Regions from separate parts of the Homo sapiens genome. Here regions 1, 2, 3, 4, 5 and 6 are each linked to region 7. A link is a loop called in an ENCODE intact Hi-C map of the cell type or tissue named here. Cell type or tissue: mammary epithelial cell. All regions are shown on one strand. Region 1 holds the start of MUC12-AS1 (MUC12 antisense RNA 1). Region 2 overlaps MUC17 (mucin 17, cell surface associated). Region 3 overlaps MUC17 (mucin 17, cell surface associated). Region 4 holds the start of ACHE (acetylcholinesterase (Yt blood group)). Region 5 overlaps SERPINE1 (serpin family E member 1). Region 6 has its middle 7.9 kb from the start of TRIM56. Region 7 holds the start of LOC124900622 (a long non-coding RNA gene).

Region 1 (4,000 bases), 52 kb after region 7:
GAGAACCAGATCTTGCCCCCAGAGACCAACTCAGTGAGGGCATCCAGTGCACACTCAGCTAAGCGGGGTGATAGGGCCATTCCCAGGGCAGAGGGAGCAGAGGGGTGGACCTGACCCAGCCTGGGTGGGGATAGGGGGTCAGATTAGCCCCCAGGTGAGACTGACTCTTGAATAGGTGAGTAAGCAGGTGTGCTTCCTCCTTCAACACAGTGGGAGCCCAGTAAGCAGGGAGGCCTTATCCCAGTGAGGACAAGGGAAAGGGCACCCCAGGCAGGGGGCACTGCATGAGAAACGCCTGCAGTTGGGAAGGAGCTTGCTTTTGGCGGGGAAGGGAAGGCAGGTCAATCTCACAAAGAAAGAGTGAGGGACGTGAGGTTGGCAGGGCTTTGGGAATGGGGTGGGGGGTTGAGGGGCTTTGGCCGCCCACCTTTTTTTGTGAGACAGAGTCTCACTCTGTCACCCAGGCTGGAGTACAGTGGCACAATCTTGGCTCACTGCAACTTCTGTCTCCCAGGTTCAAGCGATTCTCCTGCCCTCAGCCTCCCTAGTAGCTGTGATTACAGGCATGCCACCACGCGTGGCTAATTTTTGTATTTTTAGTAGAGACTGTAGAGACAGGGTTTCATCATGTTGGCCAGGCTGGTCTCGAACTCCAGACCTTAGGTGATCCGCCCGCCTTGGCCTCCCAAAGTGCTGGGATTACAGGCGTGAACCACCATGCCCGGTCACATTTTGAATTTTTTTTACTCAAAAGGCCATTCAGGGAGCACTAAAGCAGGGAGACCAGGTGGAGGAAGTGAGGCTGAGGGGGTGGGGGGAGGGAGAGGAGACGCAGCCTGGTGGAGATGAGGCTGAGTGGGTGGGAGAGGGAGAGGGAGTGAGGGAGGATTTCCGGGATTGTCCGAGCTGACCCTTGGGCCCCGAAGGATGGGGGAGAAGCAGCCGGTGGAGCACACTGAGTTGGGGGGCTGGTGGGTGCTGAGGAGGAGGCTGCAAGGCTCGTGCCTGTCTGAATCTCCGGGAGGGGTCTGCAGCCTGAACCACGTACTGGAATAGAGGTTTGTCCATTCATCGGGGAGAATGCAGAGTGAGAAGTGAGGAGGGTGAAAGGAGAACCCCCCCCCAGGAGCCCCCGTAGAAGGACAGGTAGGGCATGAGGACCCCGATCTAGGAGGACGCAGGAAAAGAGGGGTCAGAGGTGCAGGGAGAGCCCCGGAGTCCAGAGAGTGAGTGGTTCTGCGGGACCAGGAAGTAAGTGATCGCTGTGCTCCGGGAGGATGCTGGAAGAAGATTCCAGACGCAGCTTTTTTGCCTGCTATGGTTACCGTTGCTATGAAGGAGGGCGGCCCTGCTGACCCAGAGCCAGCCCTGTCTCCCGCTCCACTCTGACCTCACCCCTGAGTCCAGGGCTGAACGCACGCTCCTCCGTGGCCCCCGCTTCCACCCCGTGCATGTGGGGGGCTTCTGCTCCGCTCCCTCCTGTTCCGGGGTCCAGCGGGCGGCTCCCCAGGCAGGCTCTGCACTTACCCGCAGCCCAGTGATGCAGGGTCGGAGGGGTGGTCGGCAGTGGGAAAGGGCGTAGGGCAGATGCCGGGCTGACTCTTCCTTTTGCCAGAGGAAATCCCCTCTGCCCCCTAGTCCTCCCCCTACCAAGGCTCCCATCACTCATCACGGCCTCTCCCTACAGACCAGAATCTGAGGGAGAGCAGATTCGGCCTTGAGAACGCCTACAACAACTTCCGGCCCACCCTGGAGACTGTTGACTCTGGCACAGAGGTGACTCAGCTGCGAGCTGCCCCCACCCCCTGAGGCTGCTCCACTTCCTCTGGGGTTCCCTCTTCCCCCGGGACTCCCTTCTCCCCCTGGGACTCCCTTCTCCCCCTGGGACTCCCTCCCTTCCCCCTGGGACCCCTTCCCTTTCCCTTCCCCCTGGGACTCCCTTCCTCCCCCTGGGACCCCTTCCTTTCCCCCTGGGACTCCCTCCCTCCCCCTGGGACCCCTTCCCTTCCCCCTGGGACTCCCTCCCTCCCCCTGGGACCCCTTCCCTTCCCCCTGGGATTCCCTCCCTCCCCCTGGGACCCCTTCCCTTCCCCCTGGGACTCCCTCCCTCCCCCTGGGACCCCTTCCCTTCCCCCTGGGACTCCCTCCCTCCCCCTGGGACCCCTTCCCTTCCCCCTGGGACTCCCTCCCTCCCCCTGGGACCCCTCCCTTCCCCCCTGGATTCCCTCCCTCCCCCTGGGACCCCTTCCCCTTCCCCCTGGGACTCCCTCCCCTCCCCCTGGGACCCCTTCCCTTCCCCCTGGGACTCCCTCCCTCCCCCTGGGACCCCTTCCCTTCCCCCGGGACTCCCTCCCTTCCCCCGGGACTCCCTCCTCCCCCAGGACTCCCTCCTCTCCTTAGGACTCCCTCCCTCTCCCTGGGACACTCTCCCTACCCCTGGGACTCCCTTCTCCCCCTAGGACTCCCTCCCTTCTCCTGGGACTCCCTCCTCCCCCAGGACTCCCTCCTCACCCTGGGGCCACCCCTTCCCCTGGGACTCCCCCCTCCCCCGCCACTCCCTCCTCTCCCTAGGACTCCCTCCCTCCCCCTGGGACTCCCTCCCTCCCCCTGGGGTTCCCTCCTCCCCGCCAGGGCTCCCTCTTCCTCCTGGGGCTCCCCCTTTCCCGGGTCTGCCCCTTGGCCTCACCTCTTCTCTCCCGTCCCCCAGCTCCACATCCAGAGGCCGGAGATGGTAGCATCCACTGTGTGAGCCAACGGGGGCCTCCCACCCTCATCTAGCTCTGTTCAGGAGAGCTGCAAACACAGAGCCCACCACAAGCCTCCGGGGCGGGTCAAGAGGAGACCGAAGTCAGGCCCTGAAGCCGGTCCTGCTCTGAGCTGACAGACTTGGCCAGTCCCCTGCCTGTGCTCCTGCTGGGGAAGGCTGGGGGCTGTAAGCCTCTCCATCCGGGAGCTTCCAGACTCCCAGAAGCCTCGGCACCCCTGTCTCCTCCTGGGTGGCTCCCCACTCTGGAATTTCCCTACCAATAAAAGCAAATCTGAAAGCTCAGAATGAGAAGTGAGAGGTTTCCTTCTCCTCCTTCTGCAGTTGGGGTCAGGTTAGGGGTCAGAGCCCTCCTGGGATGGGATTTCTCCCAGGACTGGCTGCTGAATGGGGCATGGAACGAATGCTCTGGGCCCCTTCCTGTGTCTTTGCAGGGAGCCCCCTCCCCGGCTCCAGTCAGGACAGGTCTAGGCCTGCCTCTGCTGAGGTCCCTGTGGCAGAAAAGCCTAATGTCAGGTTCTGGGGACAGGAGAGGACCTCAGATTCAACCCCAGTTGGCCAGGGAGTGAGCACTTGGCTCTGCTGAGCTTGCACAAGGCAGGGTCACTCCAGATGGCCATGGGAGCTGTGCTTACCTCGGAACCCACAGACCAAACCCAAGAACTCCCTGCCCAGGCATGGCCATGTCTTCAGGGCATACTCATAGGACAATAAGAAGGGTTATTTTATTTATTTATTTTTGCCGAGACAGAGTCTTGCTCTGTTGCCCAGGCTGGAGTACGGAGGCACGATCTTGGCTCTCTGCAACCTCCGCCTCCCAGGTTCAAGCGATTCTCCTGCCTCAGCCTCCTGAGTAGCTGGGATTACAGGCGCCCGCCACCAAGTCTGGCTGATTTTTGTATTTTTAGTAGAGATGGTGTTTCATCATGTTGGCCAGGTTGGTCTCAAACTCCTCATCTCAAGTGATCTTCCCGCGTCAGCCTCCCAAAGTGCTGGGATTACAGGTGTGAGCCACCATACCCGGCCAATAAGAAGGGTTAGAAAAGAGACAAAGGGGGTGTCCCTGCTAGGGGTTAGGGTCAAATGCAGGTGGTACCCTCCTCCTTTCCCAGCTCAGGCCCAGTCCCTCTTGCCCATCTCCCACCACCCTCGGTCGGGGGATCTCATCAGTTCCCCCCTGGCTCCTACAGGCCCTCTGGGCTGCCCCTCTGTTGGGGTGATAAAGCTGATAACCCT
Region 2 (4,000 bases), 94 kb after region 7:
GAGTAAGACCCTGTCTCAAAAAAATAATAAAAAATAAAAATAATTAAACAGAACACTTCCTATCCCAATCCTCCTTATGCTTCCAGAATCCCAAATTCCTCATGGGCTGAGCCCTCACTTGGTTTTATCTCTCTTTTCAGATCCGAATTCAGAGGCCTCAGGTAATGACGACATCATTTTAAGGCATGGAGCTGAGAAGTCTGGGAGTGAGGAGATCCCAGTCCGGCTAAGCTTGGTGGAGCATTTTCCCATTGAGAGCCTTCCATGGGAACTCAATGTTCCCATTGTAAGTACAGGAAACAAGCCCTGTACTTACCAAGGAGAAAGAGGAGAGACAGCAGTGCTGGGAGATTCTCAAATAGAAACCCGTGGACGCTCCAATGGGCTTGTCATGATATCAGGCTAGGCTTTCCTGCTCATTTTTCAAAGACGCTCCAGATTTGAGGGTACTCTGACTGCAACATCTTTCACCCCATTGATCGCCAGGATTGATTTGGTTGATCTGGCTGAGCAGGCGGGTGTCCCCGTCCTCCCTCACTGCCCCATATGTGTCCCTCCTAAAGCTGCATGCTCAGTTGAAGAGGACGAGAGGACGACCTTCTCTGATAGAGGAGGACCACGCTTCAGTCAAAGGCATACAAGTATCTATCTGGACTTCCCTGCTAGCACTTCCAAACAAGCTCAGAGATGTTCCTCCCCTCATCTGCCCGGGTTCAGTACCATGGACAGCGCCCTCGACCCGCTGTTTACAACCATGACCCCTTGGACACTGGACTGCATGCACTTTACATATCACAAAATGCTCTCATAAGAATTATTGCATACCATCTTCATGAAAAACACCTGTATTTAAATATAGAGCATTTACCTTTTGGTATATAAGATTGTGGGTATTTTTTAAGTTCTTATTGTTATGAGTTCTGATTTTTTCCTTAGTAAATATTATAATATATATTTGTAGTAACTAAAAATAATAAAGCAATTTTATTACAATTTTCATGGTTCCCAGATCTTTCCTCCTGTTTCCCATAGCTCCTGTTTCTAACCTCCCAGACTCTCTCTCTCTCCTCCAGAACATAAAATCGGATGCTTTTGGGGTTCAAGACAACAAGAGAGAGATTTGCAGTGGAAAGAGGACCATTCCTTGAACTCCACTGACACCATTTGCTGGTGTCCAAGAGGCAAGGCAGACAGACAGACAGACACACACACACATATACACATACACACAGAGGGGGGGGGGGGAGAGAGAGAGAGAGAGAGAGAGAGAGAGAGAGAGAGAGAGAGACTCACTTCCTACCAAAGAAAACCAAATTTTGCAAGCTCTCCTTCTGAAAACGGGCTTTTATTTCTTTCCATACATCTAAAGAGATAGAGACCTGGGTTCTATTTCAAGCTTTCTCGTGAATTCCTTGGGTTAAATCTGGGAAAAATCTATTTGGACTCAGTCTTGCCTTCTGCCGAATAAGGACTAGGTTATTTCTAAAGCCTCTTTCATCGCTGTCCTTCTTAATATTCCTAGGACGCTTTTTAATAATTATTGTTATTCCAGCCATGCCGCTCAGGATTCATTGTATTCTTGAAAGTCTGTCCCACCCGCCACCCGCTTCAAAGCCTAACCTGAGACAGAACCTGGACTCTGCTTCCCCCTACTGGACACTCTGAGCACCTGCAGGCACCATGCCGTTTCTCAGCGGTCCCCTTCTGGCCTCTCCTGTGACAAAAATATTCCGTTACACTTGATCATTTCCATATTTGCCATCAAAATTCTGTTTCTTTTCTTTTCCTTTTTTTGAAACAAAGTCTCACTCTTTCGCAAAGGCCAAAGCACAGTGGTGTGATCACTGCTCACTGCAACCTTGAGCTCCTGGGCTCAAGAATTCCTCCAGCCTCAGCCTCCCAAGTAACTGAGACCACAGATGCCGGCCACCACGCCCGGCTAATTTTTAATTTTTTCGTAGAGACGGGGTTTCGCTGTATTGTCCAGGCTGGTCTTGAATTCCTAGGCTCAAACGATCCAACCACTTCTGTCTCCCAAAATGCTGGGATTCCAGGCATGAGCCACTATGCCCGGCCTTTTTTTTTTTTTTTAATTTTGAAAATTTGCAAATCTACAGGGAAGTTAAAACAATAAAGTTAAAAAAGTGAACCCTACCTGGGCGTGGTGGCTCACGCCTGTAATCCCAGCACTTTGGGAGGCCGAGGCAGGCGGATCACCTGAGGTCAGGAGTTCAAGACCAGCCTGGCCAACATGGTAAAACCCTGACTCTATTAAAAATACAAAAACTAGCCGGGAATGGTGGCGCATGCCTGTAATCCCACTTACTTAGGAGGCTGAGGCAGGAGAATGGCTTGAACCTGGGAGGCGGAGGTTGCAGTGAGCGGAGATCGTACCACTGCATTCCAGCCTGGGTGACAGAGAGAGTCTGTCTTAAAAAAAAAAAAAAATTACACATATATATGTATATATAACAGTGAACCCCATATAACCTTCACCTGGAGTTATCAGTTGTTAACGTTGTGTCCTATTTGCTCTAAAGTGGTATGTATTTTTTCGAATTAAGCAAAATTGGAAATTAAAAATTAGAAAAGTTACAAATAAAAAATTACCACGAACCTGACCTTTTTTTTTTTAATTTTAGACTCAAGGGGTACATGTGCAGGTTTGTTTCAAAGGTATATTGTGTGGTGCTGAGGCTTAGAGTATGAATAAATCTGTCACACAGGTAGTGAGCATAGTACCCAATAGGTAGTTTTTCTCTTTTTTTCTTTTCTTCTTTTTTTTTTTTTTTTTTTGAGACCGAGACTCGCGGTCACCCAGGCTGGAGCGCAGTGGCACAATCTCAGCTCACTGCAACCTCTGCCTCCCGGGTTCAAGTGGTTCTCCTGCCTCAGCCTCCCGAGTAGCTGGGATTACAGGCGTGCACCACCTTGCCTGGTTAATTTTTATATTTTTAGTAGAGACGGAGTTTTGCCATGTTAGCCAGGCTGGTCTGGAATGCCTGACCTCAAGTGATCTGCCTGCCTTGGCGTCCCAAAATGCTGAGATTACAGGCATGAGCCACCACACCCGGCCCCAATAGGTATTTTTCCGACCCTTGACCCCCTCCCTCCTTCTCTGATTTTGGGGTCCCCAGTGTCAGCTGTTCCCATATTTGCGTCCATGTACACTCAATGTTTAGCACTCACTTATAAGCAAGAACATGCGGTATTTGGTTCTCTGTCTTTGTGTTAATTCATTTAGGATAATGGCCTCTAGTTGCATCCACGTTGCTGCAAAGGACGATTTCATTGTTTTATTTATGGCTGCATAGTATTCCATGGTGTACATGTACCACATTTTCTTTACCCAATCCACCATTGATGGGCACCTAGGTTGATTCCATGTCTTTGTTACTGTGAATAGTGCTGCAATAAACGTACAGGTGCAGGTGTGTTGGGGGTAGAATAGTTTATTTTTCCTTGGAGTACATACCCAGTAATGAACAATCCTCAGTTCCCAAAACTGAGCTGAATTCATACATCTTCACTTTCAGACCTGCCTCCTGCCTCCCATAGGCATCTGTGGCCATGGGAGCGGGGACTTAACAGGGCTACAGACCCCACATCCCATCTGGAACTGAAATCTCAGCACCTTCCCACTCTCTCATCCTATCTGTGAAACGGAGAGGCAGGACAGAGCACCCAGACCCATAGGCTGCCCAGGTCCACTCTTGGTGAGCCATTTACTACCTGCGTGAGCTTGGGAAAGTAACTTCTTCTCTCTGAACCTCTGCTCCCTCAGCTGTAAAAACAAAAAACAAAAAACAAACAAACAAAAAAAACACAACAACAACAACAAAACTGAGTAGCTGGGCGTGGTGACTCACATCTGTAATCTCAGCACTTTGGGAGGCTGAGGCCGGTGGATCACCTGAGGTCAGGAGTTTGAGACCAGCCTGGCCAACATGGTGAATTCCCGTCTCTACTAAAAATAGGAAAATTAGCCAGGTGTGGTGGC
Region 3 (4,000 bases), 65 kb after region 7:
GGCACGATCTCAGCTCACTGCAACCTCTGTCTCCCAGGCTCAAGCAATCCTCCTGCCTCAGCCTCCCGAGTAGCTGGGATTATAGGTGCACGCCGCCGCACCCGGCTAATTTTTGTATTTTTAGTAGAGACAGGGTTTCACCATGTTGGCCAGGCTGGTCTTGAACTCCTGACCTCAGGTAATACGCCTGGCTCGGCCTCCCAAAATGCTGAGATTACAGGCGTGAACCACCGTGCCCGACCTCTTTTAGGTTTTTTTTTAGTAAATTTTCTAGCTAAGAATATGTGACTGTACATTGTATTTTCTATTGAAGGACTTCAGTTGTCTGATTAATAAATTAAACTTCCCAAGTACTTAAGAAATTCCATAAATCTAACAAATTAAATGTATATATTTTTAAAACTTTCCCACACATAGATTGTTCTACGGGTCTAATTAAATGTTTACGTGTGTTGAACCTTAAGTTCTCTTAAATGTTTTAACAGTTTACAATCTTAGCAATGTTCTAATGGAAAATCACAAATCTAAATCAACCACTCACTTATATATTTCAAATAGCAATTACAATGTTGGCTTTTTTTTTTTTTTTTGAGTCTTGCCCTGTCACCCAGGCTGGAGTACAGTGGTGTGATCTTGGCTCACTGCAACCTCTGACTCCCAGATTCAAGCAATTCTCCTGCCTCTGGCTCCCAAGTAGTTGGGACTACAGGTGCACATGCCACCATGCCCAGCTAATTTTTGTATTTTTAGTAGAGACAGGGTTTTGCCATGTTGGCCAGGCTGGTCTCGAACTCCTGACCTCGTGATCCACCTGCCTCAGCTTCCCAAAGTGCTGGGATTACAGGCATGAGCCACCACGCCCAGTCAGTTGGCATGTTATTCTAATAGGTCATATTCTATCTTTTAAAAAATATTTATTTATTCATTTTAGAGACAAGGTCTCACTCTGTCACCCAGGCTAGAGTGCAGTGGTGCCATCATAGCTCATTATGAACATGATCTCCTGGGCTCAAGTGATCCTCCTGCCTCAGCCTCCTGGGTAGCTGGGACTACAGGCATGTGCCACCATCCCCAGCTAATTTTTATAAAATTTTGTAGAGACAGGGTCTCACTCTGTCACCTAGGCTGGAGTGCAGTAGTGCAATCATAGCTCACTGTAGCCTTGACCTCCTGGGCTCAAGCGATCCTCTCCCCCCAGCCTCCAAAGTGCTGGAACTACGGGCACATGCCACCTGCACAATTTGACATTGCTGGACCTCCTCCAGGCTGGGGAGCAAATCCCCTGTACCATCTTCTTGCTTTACTTTCTGGGGCAGGGTCCTGATGGCTGATTTCTAACTAAAATCAGCAGGCTGGTTCAGGGGCCAGGGACTTTCCAGGGCAGGGAGTAGAGACTCAGAGTCTTCAAGAGAATGAAGGAAGATCATGGCTCTGGGATACTAACTCCCCTTTGTCTCTTTCAGACCTCAGTGTGAACAGGGCTGTGTGGGATGGAGGAGGGTGCATCTCCCAAGGGGACGTCTTGAACCGTCAGTGCCAGCAGCTGTCTCAGCACGTTAGGACAGGTAAGGCAACAGACTCCAAGATCTATCTGGGAAGGTGGCTCACCTGCGAAAGGGCTAGAGCGACCCCTGCCAGGCTGGTGAAGCTGCCATATTTTACAGTGTGTGACGGCTTGAGATCTGGGGCCAGGAATTACAAGGCAGATGTGGAATCACCCAGGCAGGGACTGTGGAGGAAAGGGGTCGAGTTCAATTCCTAACTGCATAGAAGGGAAGGCAGGAGAGACTAACACACTGGAGAAACTAATTCCACTTCTTCCTGAAAACGGATGACATCCCTTATCTGAACACATTTTCAGTAAAAAGCCCAACTACAACAATCACTCCTGACATACAGAACCCTAAGAAACTTCTAAACAAAATATCATTGTATCTTAAACAGGTTCTGCGGCAAACACCGCCACAGGTACAACATCTACAAATGTCGTGGAGCCAAGAATGTATTTGAGTTGCAGCACCAACCCTGAGATGACCTCGATTGAGTCCAGTGTGACTTCAGACACTCCTGGTGTCTCCAGTACCAGGATGACACCAACAGAATCCAGAACAACTTCAGAATCTACCAGTGACAGCACCACACTTTTCCCCAGTTCTACTGAAGACACTTCATCTCCTACAACTCCTGAAGGCACCGACGTGCCCATGTCAACACCAAGTGAAGAAAGCATTTCATCAACAATGGCTTTTGTCAGCACTGCACCTCTTCCCAGTTTTGAGGCCTACACATCTTTAACATATAAGGTTGATATGAGCACACCTCTGACCACTTCTACTCAGGCAAGTTCATCTCCTACTACTCCTGAAAGCACCACCATACCCAAATCAACTAACAGTGAAGGAAGCACTCCATTAACAAGTATGCCTGCCAGCACCATGAAGGTGGCCAGTTCAGAGGCTATCACCCTTTTGACAACTCCTGTTGAAATCAGCACACCTGTGACCATTTCTGCTCAAGCCAGTTCATCTCCTACAACTGCTGAAGGTCCCAGCCTGTCAAACTCAGCTCCTAGTGGAGGAAGCACTCCATTAACAAGAATGCCTCTCAGCGTGATGCTGGTGGTCAGTTCTGAGGCTAGCACCCTTTCAACAACTCCTGCTGCCACCAACATTCCTGTGATCACTTCTACTGAAGCCAGTTCATCTCCTACAACGGCTGAAGGCACCAGCATACCAACCTCAACTTATACTGAAGGAAGCACTCCATTAACAAGTACGCCTGCCAGCACCATGCCGGTTGCCACTTCTGAAATGAGCACACTTTCAATAACTCCTGTTGACACCAGCACACTTGTGACCACTTCTACTGAACCCAGTTCACTTCCTACAACTGCTGAAGCTACCAGCATGCTAACCTCAACTCTTAGTGAAGGAAGCACTCCATTAACAAATATGCCTGTCAGCACCATATTGGTGGCCAGTTCTGAGGCTAGCACCACTTCAACAATTCCTGTTGACTCCAAAACTTTTGTGACCACTGCTAGTGAAGCCAGCTCATCTCCCACAACTGCTGAAGATACCAGCATTGCAACCTCAACTCCTAGTGAAGGAAGCACTCCATTAACAAGTATGCCTGTCAGCACCACTCCAGTGGCCAGTTCTGAGGCTAGCAACCTTTCAACAACTCCTGTTGACTCCAAAACTCAGGTGACCACTTCTACTGAAGCCAGTTCATCTCCTCCAACTGCTGAAGTTAACAGCATGCCAACCTCAACTCCTAGTGAAGGAAGCACTCCATTAACAAGTATGTCTGTCAGCACCATGCCGGTGGCCAGTTCTGAGGCTAGCACCCTTTCAACAACTCCTGTTGACACCAGCACACCTGTGACCACTTCTAGTGAAGCCAGTTCATCTTCTACAACTCCTGAAGGTACCAGCATACCAACCTCAACTCCTAGTGAAGGAAGCACTCCATTAACAAACATGCCTGTCAGCACCAGGCTGGTGGTCAGTTCTGAGGCTAGCACCACTTCAACAACTCCTGCTGACTCCAACACTTTTGTGACCACTTCTAGTGAAGCTAGTTCATCTTCTACAACTGCTGAAGGTACCAGCATGCCAACCTCAACTTACAGTGAAAGAGGCACTACAATAACAAGTATGTCTGTCAGCACCACACTGGTGGCCAGTTCTGAGGCTAGCACCCTTTCAACAACTCCTGTTGACTCCAACACTCCTGTGACCACTTCAACTGAAGCCACTTCATCTTCTACAACTGCGGAAGGTACCAGCATGCCAACCTCAACTTATACTGAAGGAAGCACTCCATTAACAAGTATGCCTGTCAACACCACACTGGTGGCCAGTTCTGAGGCTAGCACCCTTTCAACAACTCCTGTTGACACCAGCACACCTGTGACCACTTCAACTGAAGCCAGTTCCTCTCCTACAACTGCTGATGGTGCCAGTATGCCAACCTCAACTCCTAGTGAAGGAAGCAC
Region 4 (4,000 bases), 68 kb before region 7:
GGGAGCGCACGGTGCCCCGGACCCGGGCCTTAAGGAGAGTCCCGGGCGGGGAGGGAGACTCACCTGAGGCGGCCGAGCCGGGCCGGGCCGGGCCGCGCCGGGAGCTGGAGGCGGCCGATGTTCCCCGGCGCAGGCTGAGCCGACTCTGACAGCCGCCGCCTCCGGCCCCCCGCACACACCCCCTCCGGGCCTCACAGCGCCCCCGCCCGCCCCCGCCCACTGTCTCCGCCCCCGCCCCTCCCCGCTCTCCCGGGTGGCCACCTCCCCTCTCTCTCCCTCCCTTGGAGCCGAGACCCGGAGACCCCGGGGCCCAGACGCACTCCAGTGCCAGACGCCGACCGACGACAGAGCGCAGTGACAGACGCGACCCAAAGACCTGCAGCGGCGGAGTAGACACCCACGTGACAGACAGACGGACAGAAGCCCGTGGAGACAGACACGCGCAGACGGACGACCTCATGCAGTGACAGGCACAGACAAACGCAGGGACGACTTTCACAGACGGACGGACACACTTGGACACCCTGTCGGTCTCGCTCGAGGCTGGTGAAGTTAGCGCAAGGCCAAGGGGTCATGCATCCCCGGCCACGACACAGACGGGTGGCATGGGAGGAGAGGCATGTGGGAGTGTGGCAGAGTACCGTCCCCTTAGGGGTCCAGGTGGCACGGGTGCAGAAAAGGTGACGTGGGACACTCCTGGGGATGAAAGGACACCTGTGGGAATGGAGATGTAAAATGGGATCGCTAGTGGAAATGAGGTGGGAGGGCATGGAGACAGGAGACCCCTGGGGGAGGAAGGGGTGACTTGGGACACCTGAGAAGGCAGGACAGCGTGGTAGCACGCGCAAGGCTGCTGGGCGAGGCCGCACTCCGCGGCGGCAGTGGAAACTTCTGGAACCCCCGCGGGTGGGTCTGTGCTGGTTCCCTGACGGGTGACTTCGGACTTTCGTCACCAGGGTCCGGTCGGGGCATGACATCACCAGGCCTAGCATTCATTGGCCACGCGGCTGGCAGGTGGGAGCGGCCTGGCTCGGGCGCCCCCAGCCTGCTCCGAGGGGCCTGACCCGCGCAGATTGCCCCCCGCCCCGCCCTCCAGGAGTTCACCCGTGTGGACAGGGCTGCTGCAGCGGGGTCCCCACGACCGAGGTGCATGCGGCAATACCGCGCGGCGCCTGCTTCCTGGAGGCGGCCGGCTCAGGAGCCCCCGAGACCCCGCGTGGGAGAGCGGCCGGCGCAGGCCAGCGTCGGGCGTGCGTGCGCGCGCGCGGCGGTGCGGGGCGCGGCGTGGGGTGGGCGCGTGCGCACACGCTCGCTCTAACCGCCGCGCGCCCCGCAGCGCCCCGCAGCGCCTCGGGCACGCGGGCGCCGCCGCCAGGGACCGCGGGCACCGGGTTGCGGGGCCTCGCAGGGGTTGAATCCGGAGTCTTGCCAGTCCCTGGGCCGCGCGGTTCCCGGCTCTCCAAGCTGGGCGGGCCCCACGCCCGCTCGCCCCACGGGAACCGGGTCCCGCAGGCACGGTCACCCGCGCTCCGCTCGCTGGAGACGGCCGCCAGGTGGCGCAAAAAGCAGCCACTCGGGCCTCGGAGACTGGGCTGGGTTGGGGGTGTTGGGGAGGTGAACCCCTCGCCATCTGTGCCCACTGTCTCCGGCTTTCCCCGCCCCAATCTCAGGCAACCCCAAATCCCCTGCCTGGACACCGAGGCTCCTTGTATCCGGCCTTCAGCGTTCTGGCCGCACTAGTTGAAGGCTCCTCACTGGCCAGACCATGTGCCCTAGTTGAGATCCCTGAAGAGCAGATGTAAGGGCTGTGCATGGGGGAGGGGACAGGAGGGTGGATGGTGGGTGTTGCTGCGGGGGGAATGAATCTGAGGCAGGTTTCTAAGCGTGGTAATTATGAATTATTAAAATGATGGGGCCGCGTGTGGCCCCTAGTGCGGTGCCTGTAATCCCAGCACTCTGGGAGGCCGAGACAGGAGGATCGCTTCAGTCCAGGAGTTGGAGACTAGCCTGGGCAACATAGCGAGACTCCCTTCTCCGCAAAAAAATAAAATGATGGAAACAAACTGTGAACGAGTGCTCTGAGGCCTGCCCCAGTCCTGAGGCTTTAGGGATTTTTGGCCCTGCTAGTGATGAAGGCTTGCCCCTGTCACCCTCCAGACGAACTGTGCCACGCAGGTGTCACCTAACCTCTGTCGTCACGAGTTTCTAGGCCTGTACAATGAAGATAGGGAGGGCAGGGATAGTTTATCACCAGGGTTATCATTTCCTGGAACTATCCCTCTTTTCACCTTGAGCTCTCAGCAACCGTTGTCAACACAGGCACCTAACCTGTCAAGCCAGGAGGCGTTTCCCTACATAGTCTAGCATAGTAAACTCCCCACCCTCCACAGCTGTCACTGCAGGGATGTCCTTGATTTTTCCCATTTCTTCTCTCACCATTTCTGTTTATCCAGGAATGAGCCTTGCTTCTACTACCAGTTCTGCCAATTCAGAGAATTTCCCTACCCCTCTTTTATCTCTGTCTCCCACCTTGGAAGGAAGCGCCATTTTTTTTTTTTAGACAGAGTCTCGCTCTGTCGCCCAGGCTAGAGTGTAGAGATGATGCCATCTCAGCTCGCTGCAACCTCTGCCTCCTGGGCTCAAGGATTCTCCTTTCCCAGCCTCCTGAGTAGCTGGGACTAGAGGCGCCTGCCACCACACCTGGCTAATTTTTGTATATTTAGCAGAGGTGGGGTTTCACCATGTTGGCCAGGCTGGTCTCGAACTCCTGACCTCAGGTGATCCTCCTGCCTCAGCCTCCCAAAGTGTTGGGATTACAGGCATGAGCTGCCATGCCTGGCAGGGAACCCCACTTCTATTACAGACCTTGATCCACATCTTCTAACACAAAAGATTCTTATTTCCTCTATTTATTGGTTAATATTCAATTCAGCTGTATGAGACCAAAAACCAAATAATGGCTTTAACAAGATATAATAGAGGCCGGGCATGGTGGCTCATGCCTGTTGTAATCCCAGTATTTTGGGAGGCTGAGGCAGGCAGATCACCTGAGGTTGGGAGTTCAAGACCAGCCTGACCAACATGGAGAAACCCTGTCTCTACTAAAAATACAAAAAAATTAGCTGGGCATGGTGGCCCATGCTTGTAATCCCAGCTACTCAGGAGGCTGAGGCAGGAGAATCGCTTGAACCCAGGAGGTGGAGGGTGCAGTGAGCGGAAATCATGCCATTGTACTCCAGCCTGGGCAACAAGAGCGAAACTCTGTCTCAAAAAAAAAAAAAAATAATAGAAATGTATTTCTTGGGCCAGGTGCAGTGACTGTCGTCCCAGAACTTTGGGAGGACAAGGAGAGAGGATCACTTGAGGCCAGGAGTATGAGGCCAGCATGGCCAATGTGGTGAGACCCTGTCTCTACAAAAAATAAAAATAATTAGCTGGGTGTGGTGGTGCATACTTATAGTTCTAGCTACTTGGGAGGCTGAGGCAGGAGGATCACTTGAGGCCAGGAGTTTGAGACCAGCCTGGGCAACATGGTAAAACCTTGTCTGTACTAAAAATACAAAAATTAGCTTGGTATGGTGGTGCGTGCGTGTACTCCTAGCTACTTGGGAGGCTGAGGCACAAGAATTGCTTGAACCTGGGAGGCGGAGATTGCAGTGGGCCAAGATCTCGCCACTGCACTCCAGCTTGGGTGACAGAGGGAGACTCTGTCTTAAAAAAAAAAAAAAAGAGACCTAGAAATGAGTCTTGCAGGGTTGGCATGGTGCCCTCAATGTCAGGGTCCAGGCTTCTTTACACGGAACCCTGTTGCTCCTTGCACAGTATCTTGTTACTGCACCATCTTCAGCATGTGACTTCTACCGCATGGCATAGAATGGCTGCTGGAACATCAGCCATCACATCTACATTCCAGCCAGCAGGAAGGAGGAGGGGCTGAAGAACAGTATCTCCTATTTATTTATTTATTTGACAGAGTCTCACTCTGTCGCCCCAGGCTGGA
Region 5 (4,000 bases), 170 kb after region 7:
GTAATCCCAGCGCTTTGGGGGACCAAGGCAGGTGGATCACTTGAGGTCAGGAATTCGAGACCAGCCTGGGCAACATGGCAAAACCCTATCTCTACTAAAAATACAAAAATTAGGCAGGCGTGGTGGCATGTGCCTGTAGTCCCAGCTACTTGGGAGGCTGAGGCAGGAGAATCACTTGAATCCAGGAGGCAGAGGTTGCAGTGAGCCGAGATCACGCTGCTGCACTCCAGCCTGGGCAATAGAGCATGACTCTGAAGAAAAGAAAGAAAGAAAGAGAGAGAGAGAGAAAAGAAAGAAAGAAAGAAAGAAAGAAAGAAAGAAAGAAAGAAAGAAAGAAAGAAAGAAAGAGAAAGAAAGAGAAGAAAAGAAAAGAAAGAGCTTATCAATAAGCCCTTAAAGGATTTAGATAAATGTGTGTAAGGGAAGAGCTGATCCATTGCTACCAAGCTCCTGGAGGAAACCAGGTCTCAGAGGATGTCCCTAAACTTTTAAGGTTCATATTCAGGAAAACAAACAACTTCCAGCTGGGCTTAGTGGCTCACACCTGTAATCCCAGCACTTTGGGAGGCCGAGGCAGGAGGATCGCTTGAGCCCAGGAATTTGAGACCAGCCTGGGCAATATAATGAGACTGTGTCTCTACAAAAATTAGAAAAAAATTAGCCAGGCATGGTGGCATGCACCTGTAGCCCCAGTTACTTGGGAGACTGAGGTGGGAGGATCACTTGAGCCCATGAGTTCAAGGCTGCAGTGAGCCATGAAGGTGCCACTGCACTCCCACCTGGGCGACAGAGGGAGACCCTGTCTCTAAGAAAAACGGCGGGGGTGGGGGTGGTGCCAGTGCCAGCATCCCTCTGTTCTAAGACATTGTCCCTTCTCTTGCAGCTGTCATAGTCTCAGCCCGCATGGCCCCCGAGGAGATCATCATGGACAGACCCTTCCTCTTTGTGGTCCGGCACAACCCCACAGGTGAGCCTGGAACCCATCACGTTCCACATCCTCCCACCCATTCTTTCTCTCAGGAACTAGTCCCGACAGATGCAGACATCCCTCTATCCCTGAGAGGGCTCTGGGCAGGGAACCCATAACCCTACCCTGCTTCCTGTCCCAAGAGGAGGCTACCTTCTATCACCCACAGACAGTGCCGGGTCCCCGCTCTGTGACTCAGGCAGCTGCGACTCCAGACAGCTCACTCATCTGCCTAGATCTCAGTCCTTCCACCCACATCCAGCCTGATGAGCTGTCCCACTCCTTCTGCTTCTCAACCCCCATGGTTCTTCCACCCTCAGGAACAGTCCTTTTCATGGGCCAAGTGATGGAACCCTGACCCTGGGGAAAGACGCCTTCATCTGGGACAAAACTGGAGATGCATCGGGAAAGAAGAAACTCCGAAGAAAAGAATTTTAGTGTTAATGACTCTTTCTGAAGGAAGAGAAGACATTTGCCTTTTGTTAAAAGATGGTAAACCAGATCTGTCTCCAAGACCTTGGCCTCTCCTTGGAGGACCTTTAGGTCAAACTCCCTAGTCTCCACCTGAGACCCTGGGAGAGAAGTTTGAAGCACAACTCCCTTAAGGTCTCCAAACCAGACGGTGACGCCTGCGGGACCATCTGGGGCACCTGCTTCCACCCGTCTCTCTGCCCACTCGGGTCTGCAGACCTGGTTCCCACTGAGGCCCTTTGCAGGATGGAACTACGGGGCTTACAGGAGCTTTTGTGTGCCTGGTAGAAACTATTTCTGTTCCAGTCACATTGCCATCACTCTTGTACTGCCTGCCACCGCGGAGGAGGCTGGTGACAGGCCAAAGGCCAGTGGAAGAAACACCCTTTCATCTCAGAGTCCACTGTGGCACTGGCCACCCCTCCCCAGTACAGGGGTGCTGCAGGTGGCAGAGTGAATGTCCCCCATCATGTGGCCCAACTCTCCTGGCCTGGCCATCTCCCTCCCCAGAAACAGTGTGCATGGGTTATTTTGGAGTGTAGGTGACTTGTTTACTCATTGAAGCAGATTTCTGCTTCCTTTTATTTTTATAGGAATAGAGGAAGAAATGTCAGATGCGTGCCCAGCTCTTCACCCCCCAATCTCTTGGTGGGGAGGGGTGTACCTAAATATTTATCATATCCTTGCCCTTGAGTGCTTGTTAGAGAGAAAGAGAACTACTAAGGAAAATAATATTATTTAAACTCGCTCCTAGTGTTTCTTTGTGGTCTGTGTCACCGTATCTCAGGAAGTCCAGCCACTTGACTGGCACACACCCCTCCGGACATCCAGCGTGACGGAGCCCACACTGCCACCTTGTGGCCGCCTGAGACCCTCGCGCCCCCCGCGCCCCTCTTTTTCCCCTTGATGGAAATTGACCATACAATTTCATCCTCCTTCAGGGGATCAAAAGGACGGAGTGGGGGGACAGAGACTCAGATGAGGACAGAGTGGTTTCCAATGTGTTCAATAGATTTAGGAGCAGAAATGCAAGGGGCTGCATGACCTACCAGGACAGAACTTTCCCCAATTACAGGGTGACTCACAGCCGCATTGGTGACTCACTTCAATGTGTCATTTCCGGCTGCTGTGTGTGAGCAGTGGACACGTGAGGGGGGGGTGGGTGAGAGAGACAGGCAGCTCGGATTCAACTACCTTAGATAATATTTCTGAAAACCTACCAGCCAGAGGGTAGGGCACAAAGATGGATGTAATGCACTTTGGGAGGCCAAGGCGGGAGGATTGCTTGAGCCCAGGAGTTCAAGACCAGCCTGGGCAACATACCAAGACCCCCGTCTCTTTAAAAATATATATATTTTAAATATACTTAAATATATATTTCTAATATCTTTAAATATATATATATATTTTAAAGACCAATTTATGGGAGAATTGCACACAGATGTGAAATGAATGTAATCTAATAGAAGCCTAATCAGCCCACCATGTTCTCCACTGAAAAATCCTCTTTCTTTGGGGTTTTTCTTTCTTTCTTTTTTGATTTTGCACTGGACGGTGACGTCAGCCATGTACAGGATCCACAGGGGTGGTGTCAAATGCTATTGAAATTGTGTTGAATTGTATGCTTTTTCACTTTTGATAAATAAACATGTAAAAATGTTTCAAAAAAATAATAAAATAAATAAATACGAAGAATATGTCAGGACAGTCACTGCCTTCACCTTCTCCATTTCACACCGGTGGTACAAGAAATCAGAAGCCTAGGCCAGGTGTGGTGGTTCATGCCTGTAATCCCAGCACTTTGGGAAGCCGAGGTGGGTGGATCACCTAAGGTCAGGAGTTTGAGACCAGCCTGGACAACATGGTGAAACCCCGTCTCTACTAAAAATACAAAAATTAGCCGGGCGTGGTGGCTGGCGCCTGTAATCCCAGCTACTCGGGAGGCTGAGGCAGGAGAATCACTTGAAGCCAGGAGGCAGAGGTTGCAGTGAGCTGAGATTGCATCACTGAACTCCAGGCTGGGTGGCAGAGCGAGACTCCCTCTCAAAAAACAACAACTACAAAGACAACAACAAACCCAGAATCAAAATCCTGTTGGTCCATAGACCTCATGGGTGGAAGAGACCTTCCTACATCCAGGTTGGCCCAACATGGGGGAGTCCATGAAATGGTCACCTCAGCTCTGCCACAAGCCCCAAGGATAAGTTGATTCTGCCCCTGGGAATCATCCTCAAAAAGGAAAAAAATGTTCCCCTGCCATAAACTTTCCACTTATGCAGATGGGCCTGCTCGTAAGTCACTGTCACTGTGGGTTCCCAACTCTGTTCATGACACTTCCTTCCAGCACCAAATGCTTCCCACCCCTCTACTCCCACTCCCCATTCTTCAAACCCAGCTCAAGTTCCAGTTCCTCCACCTAGGACTTCCCATGGATCCAGCCAATATCACTCTCAGGTCCGGCGCAGTGGCCCACGCCTGTAATCTCAGCACTTTGGGAGGCCGGGGCAGGAAGATTGCTTGAGGCCAGGAGTTTCAGACCAGCCTGGACAACATAGTGAGACT
Region 6 (4,000 bases), 110 kb after region 7:
GAGAGGAGGTCTAAACGCATGCTGATGTTTAGGGTCAGGATGGTAGAAGAACCCAGAGAAGGAATAGCCAGGGGGTAGGAAGAGAACCAACGGAGATGAGAGGCCAAGATACCAAGAGAAGAGAGTTTCAAGGAGGAAGCGACTTCCTCTGTCAAATACTACAGTTGAGTAAGAGGAGCACAGACAATGGGGAGGTGATTGATGACCTTGTCCAGAACAGCTTCCCTGGAGTGTTGAAAACAAGAGCCTGTCTGGAGTGGGTCCCAGAGAAAAAGGAGAACAAAGGCAGACATTGTTCACTGGTAGGGGCATGCAAGGTCAAGCAGGGAACTGGCTTTCTTGTGTTGTTGTTGTTGTTTTTTTAATTTTTATTTATTTTTGAGATGGAGTCTCACTCTGTCGCCCAGGCTGGAGTGCAGTGGAGCGATCTCGGCTCACTGCAATCTCTATCTCCCGGGCTCAAGCGATTCTCCTGCCTCAGCCTCCTGAGTAGCTGGGATTACAGGTGCCGGCCACCACGCCCAGCTAATTTTTGTATTTTTAGTAGAGATGGGGTTTCACCATTTTGGCCAGGCTGGTCTCGAACTCCTGACCTTGTGATCCCCTCACCTCGGCCTCCCAGAGTGCTGGGATTACAGGCGTGAGCCACTGCACCCGGCCTCTTGTGTTTTTAAGATGGGAAATAGGCTAGGCACTGTGTCTCTACTGTGACCCCAGCACTTTGAGAGGCCAAGGCGGGAGGATCACTTGAGGCCAGGAGTTTGAGACCAGCCTGGGCAACACAGTGAGACCCCCCCCCATCTCTACAAAAGATAAAATAGCCGGGTGCAGTGGCTCACTCCTGTAATCCCAGCACTTTGGACTTTGGGAGGCTGAGGCGAGTGGATTGCCTGAGCTCAGGAGTTTGAGATCAGCCTGGGGAACACGGTGAAACCCTGTCTTTACTAAAAATACAAAAAATTAGCTAGCTGTGGCAGCATGTGCCTGTAATCCCAGCTACTCGGGAGGCTGAAGTGAGAAAATCGCTTGAGCCTGGGAGTTCAAGCCTGCAGTGAGCTATGGTCACAGCACTGCACTGCAGCCTGGGTGACAGAGCAAGACCCTGTCTCTAAAAACAAAAACAAAAACAAGAACAAAAGATGGAAAATATGCTAAAAGGATCTAGTGGCAAAAGGAAATCTCAGTAACACTGACTCTGTCTTTACTTAAAATTGTGATATTATGTTTATTATGGATGTCTTGTAATTTTATTTTTTAAGTATTGCATTGAAATATTAATTATTAACATATCCACAAAAAATGTATGCTGATTAGTAACATTTTTGGTGCTTCTTTAGATGTTATATCTGAGACCCTGGTGGAAGGAGTAGTAAAAGGAGAAAATGGAATCTTTGAGGGAGTTTTCCTGGTATAAACAGGAACTGGAGGCCAGGCACTGTGGCTCATGCCTGTAATCCCAGCACTTTGGGAGGCTGAGATGGGCGGATCACCTGAGGTCAGGAGTTCAAGACCAGCCTGGCCAACATGGTGAAACCCCATCTCTGCTAAAAAATACAACAATTAGCCAAGTGTGGTGGCGGGCGCCTGTAATCCCAGCTACTCAGGAGGCTGAGGCAGGAGATGCATGAACCCAGGAGGTGGAAGTTGCAGTGAGCCGAGATCACGCCACTGCACTCCAGCCTGGGCGACAGAGCAAGACTCCGTCTCACAAAACAGAACAAACAGGAACTGAGGATGGGCCCCTGGGTCTGGCAGCCTAGAAGGGACACATAGGGCCTATGATGATTGGCAGGAGCAACCACAGGCTGACAGGGACCTCCCCAGGCTCTGCCCACTGGTCTATGCACCGTCCCTGCCCTTCTCCAGCTGCCTGGCACAGCTGAACATGCAGGGACATGGTATTGTCATGGGGTCTTATAAGAGCTGCTATGGACACTGATGGGGAGAGTGACCACGCAAGAACAGTCATTCTAGAATTAGTCCACAGAATTGGCTAAGGAGGAAAAGACAAGGAAGGCAGTAGTTGCCGTGGCAACATTATGGTTTACTGGATGAAGGAAAGGTGGTTTTTATGGGTGACTGGGTAATTGACTATCGCCCGGAGCCAGCAGGCAGCGTTAGCAGGGGACAGAGCTCCCTCTAGTGGGCCTGGATGGCAAAGATGGTTCAGAGTGGATGGTGCTGCGGGCACTGGGAGCACAGGTATGCCTAGCAATTGGGGAACAGGCAGAGGAAGAGAAGCCAGCAGGGCAGAGGGGAGGGGGCAGAGGAGGAGGGGGAAGAGGGGGCGTCGACCTAGAGAGGCGTGAGTTTTGAGAAGGAAGTGATCACAGCTTCAAAAGTCAGAGAGGTTTATAGGATAAAAGGTAAAAAGAGGCTACCTGGGCTGCCACACATGTTTCGCTATCACTACACATCTGATCCTGAAGCCTTGGCACTGGGAGAAGAGGGATGGGCCTAGGATTACAATTTTACTTTTTTTTCTTCTTTTCTTTTTTTTTCTTTTTTCTTCTTTTTTCTTTTTCTTTTCTTTTCTTTTCTTTTTTTCTTTTTTTTTTTTTTTTGATGTAGAATCTCACTCTGTCGCCCAGGATGGAGTGCAGTGGCACGATCTCAGCTCACTGCAACCTCCACCTCCCAGGTTCAAGCGATTTTCCTGCCTCAGCCTTCCAAGCAGCTGGATTACAGGCGCCCGCCACCAGGCCTGACTAATTTTTGTATTTTTGTAGAGACAGTGTTTCACCATCTTGGCCAGGCTGGTCTCAAACTCCTGACCTCAAGTAATCCACCTGCCTTGGCCTCTCAAAGTGCTGGATTACAGGCATGAGCCACCACGCCTGGCCTAATATTTTATATTTTAAAATTTGCTTCATTGGGCTATAATTTATATAAACTAAAAACCATCCATTTAAGTATATAGTTCAATGAGTTTTGACAAGTGTACATAGTCGAGTAATTGCCAACACAATCCTGATACAGTACATTATAAAAATAAAGAAATTGACATTGGTCCAATACCATTAACTAGACTACAGATCTTACTCAGATTGCAGTAGTTTTTACATGCACTCATGTGTGTGTGTGCATGTATGTGTGTGTGTGTGTCTGCATAGTTCTATGCAATTTTTAAAAAATATTTTTTATTTTTTTGGCTGGGTGCAGTGGCTCACGCCTGTAATCCCTGAACTTTGGGAGGCCAAGGCTGAGGTCAGGAGTTCAAGACCAGCCTGGCCAACATGGTGAAACTCCATCTCCACTAAAAATACAAAAATTAGCCAGGTGGGCGCCCGTAGTCCCAGCTACTCAAGAGGCTGAGGAAGGAGAATCTCTTGAACCCGGGAGGTGGAGGTTCCAGTGAGCCTAGATCGTGCCACTGTACTCCTATTTCTTTCTTTCTTTTTTTTTTTTTCCTGCTTTCTGGATGATTTCCTTAATTAAAACCTTCCAATTACTATGGCTTCAGGCCAGGTGCAGTGGCTCACACCTGTAATCTCAGCACTTTGGGAGGCCGAGGTGGGCGGATCATGAGGTCAGGAAATCAAGACCAGCCTGGCCAATATGGTGAAACCCCATCTCTACTAAAAATACAAAAATTGGCCAGGCGTGGTGGCACGCGCCTGTATTCCCAGCTACTCGGGAGGCTGGGGCCGAAGAATCTCTTGAACCCAGGACGCAGAGGTTGCAGTGAGCTAAGATTGAGCCACTGCATTCCAGCCTAGGCGACAGAGCGAGACCCTCTCAAACAAACAAAAAACCGTGATGGCAGATTTGAAAGACACAATAGAAGGGTTGGAAGGTTTTAATTAAGGAAGTCATCCAGAAAGCAGGAAAAAAAAAAAAGCCGGGCGCAGTGGCTCATGCCTGTAATCCCAGCACTTTGGAAGGTCGAGGCGGGCGGGTCACCTGAGATCGGGAGTTCGAGACCAGCCTGACCAACATGGAGAAACCCCGTCTCTACTAAAAATACAAAATCAGCTGGGCATGGTGGCACATACCTGTA
Region 7 (4,000 bases):
ATCACCTGAAAGCAGTTCAAGACCAGCCTGGGCAACATAGTGAGAACCCATCCCTACAACAGTAAAAATAGTAATAATAATAATAATAATAAAATGATTAGCCAGGCATGGTAGTGCACACCTGTAGTCCCTGATACTTGGGAGGCTGAGGAGAAAGGATCACTTTAGCCCAGGAGTTGGAGGCTGCAGTGAGCTACAATGATACCACTGCACTCCAGCCTGGGTGACAGCAAGACTTTGTCTCTATAAAACACACAGAGAGAGGAAGTCAATCATGTCAGTCATTCCTTGTCCTGCCTTCCCAGGCAGACCAAGTCAGGAATGCTGGCAGCCCCTTCTGAAAAGGATGCACGTGGCATCCCAACTCATGACCTCTGCTCCCTTCCCCCTTCTGGTGCACTTTGGGTTGCTTCTGGAGGTGCCCCTCCAAGGACCCATATGTTCCTGGCTGGGGCACTCTCTAAGGCTGTGGACCCCTCAGGAATGGCAGCATCGTGGTGGACTACCTGGTCCTGCTGGAGATGCCCTTCAGCCCCCAGCTGGAGAGCGAGTATGAGCAGGTGAAGACCACGCTGAAGGAGGGGCTGCAGAACGCCAGCCAGGATGTGAACAGCTGCCAGGACTCCCAGAGTGAGCCCAGGCTGGAGGGAGGGGCCAGGGCCTGAGGTGTCACCCCAGCCCACTCCAGCTCAGCCAGGGGGCCACTGGGCTCAGGTGCCAGCCCTGTGGTACCTCTGGCAGGTTGGGAGAAGGGGAATAAGTCCACACACAACGGTGTCAAGGGTGGGGCTAGGGAGGGTCTCCCCGTGACCTCGGTACTGGGAAAGAGACCCCCTGATTGTCATGGTCAGCATTTCCCGGATGGCTGAAGACCTCGGATTATTCAGGGGAGATGAGGCAGGCAACAGGAGTCTTCGCCTGTGGCTCTCTCCGTCTGGGAGAGGGCTCTCCCAGACGGAGAGAGCCCTCACTGCCCTCCCTGTGCCTATCCTGCCTCCTGGCGCTAACCCCTTGACCTTAACCCCTTGATCTGCCCCGCCCATTCCATCTGTGCCTGTGTTTCCGCAGCCCTGTGTTTTAAGCCTGACTCCATCAAGGTGAACAACAACAGCAAGACAGAGCTGACCCCGGCAGGTAAGGGTGGGGTAAAGGGCTGAGTGGTCTCCCGCGGCTATGATCCGGGCTACCAGGGACATTTGCCCATTGAAGCCTGTGGGCAGGGAGAGACCTTTGGGGGAGGCAAGTCATGTGGCCCAGGGCGGCCCTTCCTGGCGCTGGTTAGTGGCTTCCACCTGAGGACAGCAGGGGCCACGAGGAGAGGGTGAGGGTGCTGCGGGTGGCCTCCCCTCATCGAATCCCAGGGTCTACCCCACAGCATCCCACCTCGGAAATGGAATCCTCCTCGCGCATATTCAGAGGCACCGTTATCAGGCCCCTGAATAGAATGGATGAGGTCCTTGTCTCTGTGCATCCCCCTCCCCAACCCCCAGCCATCTGCCGCCGCGCCGCTCCCACGGGCTATGAAGAGTTCTACTTCCCCTTGGTGGAGGCCACCCGGCTCCGCTGTGTCACCAAATGCACGTCGGGGGTGGACAACGCCATCGACTGTCACCAGGGCCAGTGCGTTCTGGAGACGAGCGGTCCCACGTGTCGGTAAGGCCCCGCTCACCATCGGCATCAGCCGAGCCCCTCCCACTCATTCTAGGATGAAGCCCTGCCCCATGCTCCGCCCCGGCTCCGCGCCCTGGGCCTACAGTGGAGCCTCGTCCCCAGAGTGCCGCTCCAAGCCCATCCCCGTTGCCCTACAGTGGAGCCCTGCCCTGGAGCTCTGCTCCTTTGATGGGGTTGAGTCCTGTCCCCTAATTCTGGGAGAGAACCCCGCCCACTCATTCTAGGGTGGGGCCCCGCCTCCTCGTTCTAGGGTTGAACCCCGCCCCCTCCTTCTAGGGTGGAGCCCTGCCCACTTGATCTAAGGTGGAATCCCGCCCCCTCACCTAGGGTAGAGCCCCGGCCCCTCGTTCTAGGGTGGATTCCCAGCCCCTTGTCTAGGGTGGAACCCCCCGCTGCCCTAGGCTGGAGCCCCGCCCCCTCACCCGCCCCCGCGGGGCCCAGGTGCACGGGTGGACCCCGAGCCCGGAGGTGAAGAGGGTCTGACCCTGCGATCTCCCGCAGCTGCTACTCCACCGACACGCACTGGTTCTCTGGCCCGCGCTGCGAGGTGGCCGTCCACTGGAGGGCGCTGGTCGGGGGCCTGACGGCCGGCGCCGCGCTGCTGGTGCTGCTGCTGCTGGCGCTGGGCGTCCGGGCGGTGCGCTCCGGATGGTGGGGCGGCCAGCGCCGAGGCCGGTGAGCGTGCGGGGGGCGGGGCCGGGGGGCGAGGGCAGCCAAGGGGTCCCAGGCGGGCCGGCTCTGTCTGACCGCGCGGCGGCCCCACCTAGGTCCTGGGACCAGGACAGGAAATGGTTCGAGACCTGGGATGAGGAAGTCGTGGGCACTTTTTCAAACTGGGGTTTCGAGGACGACGGAACAGGTGAGTCCTGCCTCCTGGGGAAGCAGGCAGAGGCTTTCCTGGGCACCACTGCGAGGACAGACGCCCTCCCTGCCTTCCTCGCATTTACTCCGTCCCCCTCTCCCTTCCGTCCCCTCCCTCTCCCCTTCTCTTTCTCCGCTCCTCTCTCTCTCTAGACAAGGATACAAATTTCTATGTGGCCTTGGAGAACGTGGACACCACTATGAAGGTGAGGGGCTAAAGAGGGGGACCCCAAGGAACTCTCCCAGCCTCCATTCCAGAATCCCTCCCCGACCCCCACCAGGGCAGGGAGGGGGCTGGGCTCGGATCAGCAGTGACCTCCCTGTCAGCCCAAACCAGTGGCTCCGCGTTCCCGTCCCTCACTGTGACTCTGACAGGTGCACATCAAGAGACCCGAGATGACCTCGTCCTCAGTGTGAGCCCTGCGGGGCCCCTTCACCACCCCCTCCGCCCTGCCCCGGACACAAGGGTCTGCATTGCGTCCATTTCAAGAGGTGGCCCCAGGACGCGGGCAGCCCAGGCTCCTGCTGTTCTTGGGCAAGATGAGACTGTTCCCCCAAATCCCATCCTTCTCCTTCCAACTTGGCTGAAACCCACCTGGAGACGCAGTTCACGTCCAGGCTCTTCCACTGTGGAATCTTGGGCAAGTCAGTAACGAGCCTCAGTTTCCTCACCTGCAAAACGGGTACAGCATTCCTGTATGATAGCTCACGCCGTTGTTGTGAAAACCACATAGACTTGGTCAATTCTCGGTCCTACTCTGCCCTCCCGTCTCAGCCCTCGTGTTGCCATTGCCTCTCTCGGATCCTCCAATCCTCACGTCCTTCACCTGGTCTCTGGCCCTGGTTCTTATTTTCTCTCAATTCCCTACTGCCTGTTTCTTACTTTGAACCTGGAGGCAGCCTGCAGCCCCATCCCATCTCCTGCCCTCTCCTGATCTAACTCCCTGCTGCATCTCTTGCTCTCATTCCTTAGACGTCCTCCCCTTTTGACCCCGTTCCTTCATCCATCCTGCACCCCAGTCCCCCAGCCCTAAATCCTCCCTCCTCTCCTCACATCCTGGTCCCTAGCAAGGTATAGATAGCCTCTGTGTCTTAGGATACCCAGGTGCTGTTCTCCCCGTCACCCCGTTGCCCAGTTCCCCGTTTCTCTTGCTCTCATTCCTTGTATCTTCTCCCTTCTGAGCCCGTCCATTCATCGGTTCTGCCCCCGACTCCCCCTGACCTAAATACCCCAGCTGCTGTTCCCCCCATCACCCTGCTGCCCAATTCTTTATTCTCCACCCCTTTCTCTCACCCCTGGAGCCCTGCGGGTGGGGGCAGGGCATGAGTTCCCCAGTCCCCAAGGAAAGGCAGCCCCCTCAGTCTCCCTCCTCCTCATTTCCTTCGATCCCCCTCCCTTCTTGCCTCCCCTCTGCCTTTTAAACCCATCCCCTCCGATTCCCCTCCTCCCCCTTCTCTTCCTGGTGTC

What was found. Hi-C counts contacts between places; a loop is a spot of excess contacts. Peaks named below come from ENCODE experiments on the same cell type or tissue, not always from the same donor. Only the 100,000 strongest peaks of a DNase experiment are listed, where the experiment ranks them.
Region 1: it touches region 7 in a loop (3-fold over the local background); 5 of 110 quality-filtered maps call a loop at or near these places.
Region 2: a loop joins it to region 7, with 12 times the contacts of the local background. A loop is called at or near these places in 60 of 110 quality-filtered maps.
Region 3: a loop joins it to region 7, with 5 times the contacts of the local background. A loop is called at or near these places in 4 of 110 quality-filtered maps.
Region 4: a loop joins it to region 7, with 7 times the contacts of the local background. A loop is called at or near these places in 17 of 110 quality-filtered maps.
Region 5: it touches region 7 in a loop (5-fold over the local background); 3 of 110 quality-filtered maps call a loop at or near these places.
Region 6: it touches region 7 in a loop (6-fold over the local background); 14 of 110 quality-filtered maps call a loop at or near these places.

Annotation. Positions count from the first base shown.
Region 1 is chr7:101,015,888-101,019,887 of GRCh38, forward strand. It overlaps MUC12 (mucin 12, cell surface associated), which reads left to right. Exons shown (of 12, transcript NM_001164462.2): 11 at 1,688-1,776; 12 at 2,708-3,049. The coding sequence ends at 2,749. MUC12-AS1 (MUC12 antisense RNA 1) reads right to left here and starts at 1,721. Exons shown (of 3, transcript NR_120520.1): 1 at 1,528-1,721. RefSeq lists enhancers at 1-52, 1,485-1,534, 1,605-1,754, 2,945-3,094 and a silencer at 2,601-2,895. In mammary epithelial cell, no CTCF peak of the experiment used is centred here; DNase peaks (open chromatin) are centred at 1,304 and 1,754; H3K4me3 peaks cover 345 bases; H3K27ac peaks cover 1,124 bases.
Region 2 is chr7:101,057,863-101,061,862 of GRCh38, forward strand. It overlaps MUC17 (mucin 17, cell surface associated), which reads left to right. Exons shown (of 13, transcript NM_001040105.2): 13 at 141-997. The coding sequence ends at 182. It also overlaps the pseudogene RN7SKP54. Among named protein-coding and RNA genes, the nearest start is that of TRIM56, 26 kb to the right of the region's middle. In mammary epithelial cell, a CTCF peak has its summit at 1,651 (motif pointing left); no DNase peak of the experiment used is centred here.
Region 3 is chr7:101,029,657-101,033,656 of GRCh38, forward strand. MUC17 (mucin 17, cell surface associated) reads left to right here. Exons shown (of 13, transcript NM_001040105.2): 2 at 1,464-1,565; 3 at 1,945-4,000. Among named protein-coding and RNA genes, the nearest start is that of MUC17, 12 kb to the left of the region's middle. In mammary epithelial cell, a CTCF peak has its summit at 1,624; no DNase peak of the experiment used is centred here.
Region 4 is chr7:100,895,739-100,899,738 of GRCh38, forward strand. ACHE (acetylcholinesterase (Yt blood group)) reads right to left here and starts at 150. Exons shown (of 5, transcript NM_000665.5): 1 at 64-150. RefSeq lists an enhancer at 1-587 and silencers at 52-201, 1,424-1,503. In mammary epithelial cell, a CTCF peak has its summit at 1,565 (motif pointing right); no DNase peak of the experiment used is centred here; H3K4me3 peaks cover 114 bases; H3K27me3 peaks cover 1,122 bases.
Region 5 is chr7:101,136,118-101,140,117 of GRCh38, forward strand. It overlaps SERPINE1 (serpin family E member 1), which reads left to right. Exons shown (of 9, transcript NM_000602.5): 8 at 884-967; 9 at 1,288-3,130. The coding sequence ends at 1,325. Among named protein-coding and RNA genes, the nearest start is that of SERPINE1, 11 kb to the left of the region's middle. RefSeq lists an enhancer at 1,995-2,770. In mammary epithelial cell, a CTCF peak has its summit at 2,294 (motif pointing left); a DNase peak (open chromatin) is centred at 2,544; H3K27ac peaks cover 2,542 bases.
Region 6 is chr7:101,075,629-101,079,628 of GRCh38, forward strand. No RefSeq gene overlaps it. Among named protein-coding and RNA genes, the nearest start is that of TRIM56, 7.9 kb to the right of the region's middle. In mammary epithelial cell, a CTCF peak has its summit at 2,137 (motif pointing left); a DNase peak (open chromatin) is centred at 2,103.
Region 7 is chr7:100,964,214-100,968,213 of GRCh38, forward strand. MUC3A (mucin 3A, cell surface associated) reads left to right here. Exons shown (of 12, transcript NM_005960.2): 6 at 482-630; 7 at 1,069-1,134; 8 at 1,491-1,653; 9 at 2,173-2,346; 10 at 2,439-2,530; 11 at 2,686-2,738; 12 at 2,908-4,000. The coding sequence ends at 2,949. LOC124900622 (a long non-coding RNA gene) reads right to left here and starts at 594. Exons shown (of 3, transcript XR_007060456.1): 1 at 507-594; 2 at 1-53. RefSeq lists silencers at 2,002-2,141, 2,162-2,371. In mammary epithelial cell, a CTCF peak has its summit at 2,216 (motif pointing right); DNase peaks (open chromatin) are centred at 1,898 and 2,218; H3K4me3 peaks cover 621 bases; H3K27me3 peaks cover 1,409 bases.